2 separate regions of the Homo sapiens genome follow, and region 1 is linked to region 2. A link is an interaction called in ENCODE POLR2A ChIA-PET data of the cell type or tissue named here. Cell type or tissue: B cell. All regions are shown on one strand. Links, peaks and the distances in the headings refer to the core of each region. The heading gives the core; the rest is flanking DNA. Region 1 overlaps GTPBP1 (GTP binding protein 1). Region 2 has its middle 18 kb from the start of APOBEC3H.

Evidence for each region. ChIA-PET counts read pairs that join two places held together with the same protein. Peaks named below come from ENCODE experiments on the same cell type or tissue, not always from the same donor. Only the 100,000 strongest peaks of a DNase experiment are listed, where the experiment ranks them.
Region 1: POLR2A ChIA-PET joins it to region 2 with 7 read pairs; 3 of 35 experiments call an interaction of 5 or more read pairs at or near these places.

The regions. Positions count from the first base shown.
Region 1 is chr22:38,729,586-38,732,490 of GRCh38, reverse strand. It overlaps GTPBP1 (GTP binding protein 1), which reads right to left. Exons shown (of 12, transcript NM_004286.5): 11 at 2,829-2,905; 12 at 1-1,879. The coding sequence ends at 1,787. Among named protein-coding and RNA genes, the nearest start is that of SUN2, 25 kb to the left of the region's middle. RefSeq lists an enhancer at 295-344. In B cell, for the core only: no CTCF peak of the experiment used is centred there; no DNase peak of the experiment used is centred there.
Region 2 is chr22:39,113,752-39,116,656 of GRCh38, reverse strand. No RefSeq gene overlaps it. Among named protein-coding and RNA genes, the nearest start is that of APOBEC3H, 18 kb to the right of the region's middle. RefSeq lists an enhancer at 1,715-2,689. In B cell, for the core only: no CTCF peak of the experiment used is centred there; a DNase peak (open chromatin) is centred at 1,416; H3K4me3 peaks cover 647 bases; H3K27ac peaks cover 1,452 bases.

The DNA.
Region 1 (2,905 bases), core at 276-2,775, 380 kb after region 2:
GGTGATGGATGGCTTTGCCTCTTGTAAATGAGAAAACTGAGGTTCAGAGAAGGTTTGTAAGCTTGTCCCGTGTCACCAGCTGGTGAGGGAGCCTGAACACGGAAGCCATGCCTGCCTGACTGGGAAAGCTGGGCTCCTCACAGCACTGCCCTGCTCCCAGCTGTCGCCAGGGGCCCCAGGGCAGGCAGAGCAACTGCGTTCCCGTGGCAGCACCTCCACCTGGAGGGGCTGGGCAGGGAGCACCACACTGTCAACTTGGAACAAACTTTTATTTTGAATGCTGGTCTGATCAGTCCACGGCCAGGGGTAGGTGGTAACTAGAAACAGCTGGAAGGAGGGAAGGAGAGGGGACCAGCAGTCCGCAAGCAGGAGGAAAGGAAAGGGTTGGGGACAGGAGGAGGCAAGGCTGAGGAAGGACCCAGCCAGCTGGGTGTCTGCCCCGGCTAGAGAACGAACCACCCCCACCCACCAGCCTACCCTCCATCTGTGGCTTCAGTGCAGAAGTCAGTCCAGGTGGGTTCAGGCCCATGCCACCTTCTCTGGCCTGCACAGTCCCACCCCAGGCAGGGGTTCTTCCAGAAGGCTAAATGCTCTGTCCTAACCCTGGAAGTGTCCTTTCACTAACCCCTGCCTGCCCGCCCCACGCTCCAGTTGGGTCTTTCAAACCTGGAGCTCAGGCCTTCACTACTGTGCTCCTGTAGCAGCCACAGGGGTGGCGTGGTGGGGAAGATGGGGTTCTAGTCTCAGCCTGGCTCAGGGAAGATGGGGTTCTAGTCTCAGCCTGGCTCAGGGGAACATCCCTCCACCCCTCCAACAGGAGGTGCTACAAAACATGATCCTGAGCAGACCCAGACCCCCTTCTGGTAACCAGTGCCTGAGGCCCAACAAGAAGCGGGGTGATGGGAGGCTCCAGGCCGGGCAGATCAGCGAAAGCTGAGGGCAGCCAGGGCCGGCCCAGGCAAACGCAGGATTGTCTCCAAGGGGAAACCCACCAGCTGTCTTTGGGTTGGTGGCAAGGGTCAGGGTCAGGGCCCGAGATGGGGAGAGTCCTATAATCCCATCGCCATTCCCCTCCACATGTCTCCAGGTTACAACCAGAGAGCTTTTGGCATGACCTGAATCTGTGGGCTTAAAGGGAAAAAGGAGGAGAGAGAGAAAAGGGAAGCCACTACTTTCTCCCTGTTAAAATGCCCAAGTCCTAGACTGGGGGTTCCTGCTCTGGCAGCAGCAGACACCAAATCCCAGAAGCCCCTCCACCCGGTCTGGCTCCATGGAAGGTGCCCCTGAGTGCCAAGAGGAGCAGCAAGATAGGGAGGGCGGCTCCTTCCCCTCCTGACATCCCCTGACCGCCCCGAGGATTCTCAGAGACAGATACGCAGGCAGACAGCCATGGAGGAGAAAAGAGAGGTTGACAGGGCCCTGGGGGTGGCACTCCTGCACCACACACACACACACACACACACACACACACACACACACAATAGAGAGAGACAGAGACATATAATAAACAGAATAAAAACTAAGGGCCCAGATGTACAAAAAATGTGTGAGTGAGGAAGAAGGTGGGGAGGACAGTGAGAGATGGTCAGTCCTCCGGAAGTCTGGCTACCTTCGTCAGCTTATAAATTACAACCCCCCTGGAAAATGGGGGTGGGGGCAATGCGGAGGCTCCGGCTGTGGCCTGAGCGGGAGGGCTGGGTGGCGGTCATAGCTGCTCTGCCCATCTGGTGGAGTGGTGGCCAGAGATGATGACCCCTTGGGTGGTGAGGGTGGGCCAGGGGAAGGTTCAGCAGCCGCTGGCAGGAGTCACACAGGCCCCCTGGGACTTCACCTTGTGGCGCTGGCCCCCTCGTCGCCGGCCTCCACTGCTGGGCTTAGGCTGAAAGAGAGAGAAGGAGCTTGAGAAGCACTGGCCCATCAGGAGCAGGGCCAGAGAGCAGAGGTGCTGAGCAGCGGGGAGACAGGGACGGAAGATGCGTGAGCAGGCTGCGTGGTCCTCACCCTAGCCTGACCAGGAATTTACTGGGTCACTCTGCATGCAGCACCTCCCCTCTGTCTCTAAAATGGAGCCAGTGCCTGCCCTGCCTTCCTTACAGGGTGGGTAGGACACACATGATGAGGGTGTGAGAAGCGGCCGTTCAGAGAAGCACAAAGCAGAGCAGGAGAGAGAGAAAGGAAGCGAACGAACCAGAGGAAAGACCCATGGGAGACAGATAACAGAATGGACAGACAGATCCAGGCATAGCCTCCTTTTCCAATGAGGGGACAATGGAGAAAGATGCTGGGGAGAGGGGTGCAAGGGGCACCAGGCCTTCATCACGCCAGGAGAGAGTGCCTGTGGGAGACAGCTGGCAGGAGATGCCGAGTAAGAGGCGCACTGGCACATCCCAAAGCCACCTCCCCTTCAGGATGTGTGCACGTCAGGGAGGGGACAGAGGAGGACCCTCTAAGGCAGTGTCTCTCAAACCTGCTGGACTGCAGTGCACACATATATCACTTGGACACTCACACCAGCAATACTTGCAATACTTAATCTTACTATGAAAGGGAAGCTTCGACATTTTTCTGTTCTATTTTATTTCATTAAAACCAAATGCTAGTTAGGGCCAATTAAACTGGTTTCAGGTGGGCTGTATTCCCTGATTTGGAAGCACTGCCTTATAGCTTCTAGAGACAAATGCCTCATTCTTAGGAGCACTTCAGTGCCAGAGCTGTGGAGGAGACCCTCTAGCCAGGTTTGAGGCTTGCCTACATGTCACCCTCACCGAATCAGAGTAAAAGCCACAGCCCCCACCACCATGCCGAAGCTGCGAGGGGCCCGTGCTCACCTGAGGCTGGAGATTGCTGGACGCAGCTGGTTGCCCTGCCCCTACAGAGGAGGCTTCATCTCCAGGTGGGGGTGCTC
Region 2 (2,905 bases), core at 308-2,807:
GATCAACAGAAAGAAAATGTTGAGGTTAAGATAAAAGATTGTGGCTGGGCACAGTGGCTCACACCTGTAATCCTAGCACTTTGGGAGGCCGAGGCGGATGGATCACCTGAGGTCAGGAGTTTGAGACCAGCCTGACCAATACAGCGAAACCCCATCTCTACTAAAAATATAAAAATCAGCCAGGCATGGTGGCACGCCTGTAATCCCAGCCACTCGGGAGGCTGAGGCAGGAGAATCTCTCAAACCCAGGAGGCGGGAGGTTGCAGTGAGCAGAGGTCCACTGCACTCTAGCCTGGGTGACAAAACTAGACTGTGTCTCAAAAATAAATAAAATAAAATAAAATAAAAGACTGTGAAGACCAAGTCTCTTTTGAAGTCTCATAGTGGCTGCCCTTAGAGACAAGAGATGACAAATGTTTCCTATCAGACCTTTAAAAGGTGCTAGACTGTCACCACCGGTAACACTCCAGTCTGGATGACAGCAAGTCTCCTTCTAGAAAAAACCAAAAACCAAAAAACAAAAAACCACCTCTGATCCCCAAGTTTTCCGTGAGACTGATTTGAGTAATAATAAAATTCCAGTCTCCTGCACAGCCTGCTCTGCGTGAATTACTCTTTCTCTATTGCAATTGCTGTGTCTTGATATAAATCAGCTCTGTCTAGGCAGTGGGCAAGGTGAACCCCTTCAGCGATCATATTGGAAAGTAAGTCATGAAACAGAGGGTTAAATAAAACTCATCTGATGAGAATTTATGGTTTATAGGGCATGACTCCCCAGACCCCTTAGATAGGAATTTGGGCAAGATTAAAAAAAAAAAAAAAGCAGAGCTTAGTCCTCATATCTACCTATCTATCTATCCATCCATCCATTCATCTATCCATCCATCTATCCATCATCATCTATCTGCTTCTGAGACCTGAAAGGCTAGTAAAGGTAATCAAAATATCCTTCTCTGATATATTTTGAGATGGCTGCTCCTGCAAACAGAAGCAGCCCTGCAAAGCGGTCTTCTATTATTATTATTATTTTGAGACTGAGTTTCATTCTGTCCTCCAGGCTGGAATGCAGTGGCATGATATCTGCTCACTGCAACCTCCGCCTTCTGGATTCGAGCGATTCTCCTGCCTCAGCCTCATGAGTAGCTGGGATTACAGGCACACACCACCACACCCAGCTAATTTTTTTTTTTTCTATTTTTGGTAGAGATGGAGTTTCCCCGTGTTGACCAGGCTGGTCTTGAACTCCTAACCCCAGGTGATCCGCCCACCTCGGCCTCTCAAAGTGCTGGGATTACAGATAGGCTTGAGCCACCGCGCCCGGCAAAAGCGGTCTTTTGTGGGGGAGATTTGCATCTGTAGAAAATCTGCATTGCTGCAGCCTGGTTTTCTCCCAGGCCCTCCCTTGTCCAGATCTAGGAAAGAGGAACTGAGATTCTGACACCCTAAAACTCTGAAAGAAACATTTACCATCTTTTTCCTCCGAGGACTGCTATCTGTGAGGTTTCATCTACATAACAAGACCACCTTTGCCAGCCAGGCCTCCTCTTCTCCCTTTCCCATAGCCTGTTTTGCCAGGATCCAAGCCCCAAATCTTTCTGTAACCTCAAGATGGTATATGAACTGCTACAGCTCTTTGTGGGGTTGGAGTGCTCCCTCTGTCATTCTCTCTCATGGACATGTTAATAAATTAGTATGCCTTTTCTCCTATTCATCTACTTTGTGTGGGCTAAGCTCTGATCTTTTCAGCTTGTGCAAATTCCTATCTAAGGGGTCTGAAGAGTCATGCCCTACTGTTATACCCGAGCGAGTTAGAGAAAACGCCACACTTTGAGACGAATTAAGAGTCCTTTATTTAAGCCGGTGGCCAAAGAGACAGCTAACGCTCAAAATTCTCTCGGCCCCGAGGAAGGGGCTTGATTTACTTTTATAGCTTGGTTTAGGAAGGGGAGGGGAGCTCAAATGCAATAATTCTACAGAAGTAAAAACACGCAAGAATCAAAAAACAAATGGTTACAGAGAAATAAACAATTTAAAAGACAAATGGTTACAAAAAAAGCAACGGAACCAGGTGCGGGGCTCTAAATCCTTCATAAGAGTTAGATATGGATGCTATGCCGGACACAGACTCAAGGCTTTATGTTGTTATCTTTTTGAGCAAAATCCTGGGAACTTCATACATTGTTTGTTCTAGTACCTTATCAGTTCATTGAGCTCCTTTGAAATGCTGAGGATCAGCTTACACAGGTTAACTCCTTGACGAAGGGGGTCGGGTAAGGAGCCCTTAACGTCTTGTAAATCAAGGGGCCAGATGGAGTTCGTCGGCTTTCCCCGCTAAGGGAGAGTCTATTCATATGGGAAACAAGGCTAGGTAATTAAGGAGACAAAAAGGGAACATTTAAAAATAGGGTTAGTAAAAACAAGGTTAAAATAAGGTTAGTAAAAAACAAAGTTAGGCATTACACTACAAACCATAAATTCTGGGAAGTGCTGGGAATATAGGTGTGAGCCACTACATCTGGCTTCTTAACCATTTTTAAGTGTACAGTTCAGTGGGTTTTTTTTTTTTTTTTTTGAAGATAGGGTCTCACTGTGTCATGCAGTGGTGCGATCTCGGCTCAATGCAACCTCCACCTCCTAGGTCCACCAATCCTTCCACTTCAGCTTCCCATGTAGCTCAGATGACAGGCATGCGCCACCATGCCCGGCTTTTTTTTTTTTTTTTTTTCTATTTTTGGTAGAGACAAGTTTCACCATGTTGCCCAGGCTTGTCTTGAACTCCTGAGCTCAAGCGATTCGCCCTCCTCAGGGAGGCTGGGATTACAGGCATGAGCCACCTCATCTGGCCCAGTGTTGTTAACTATACTTACATTGTTTGGTGACAGATCTCTGGAGCTTTTTCATCTTG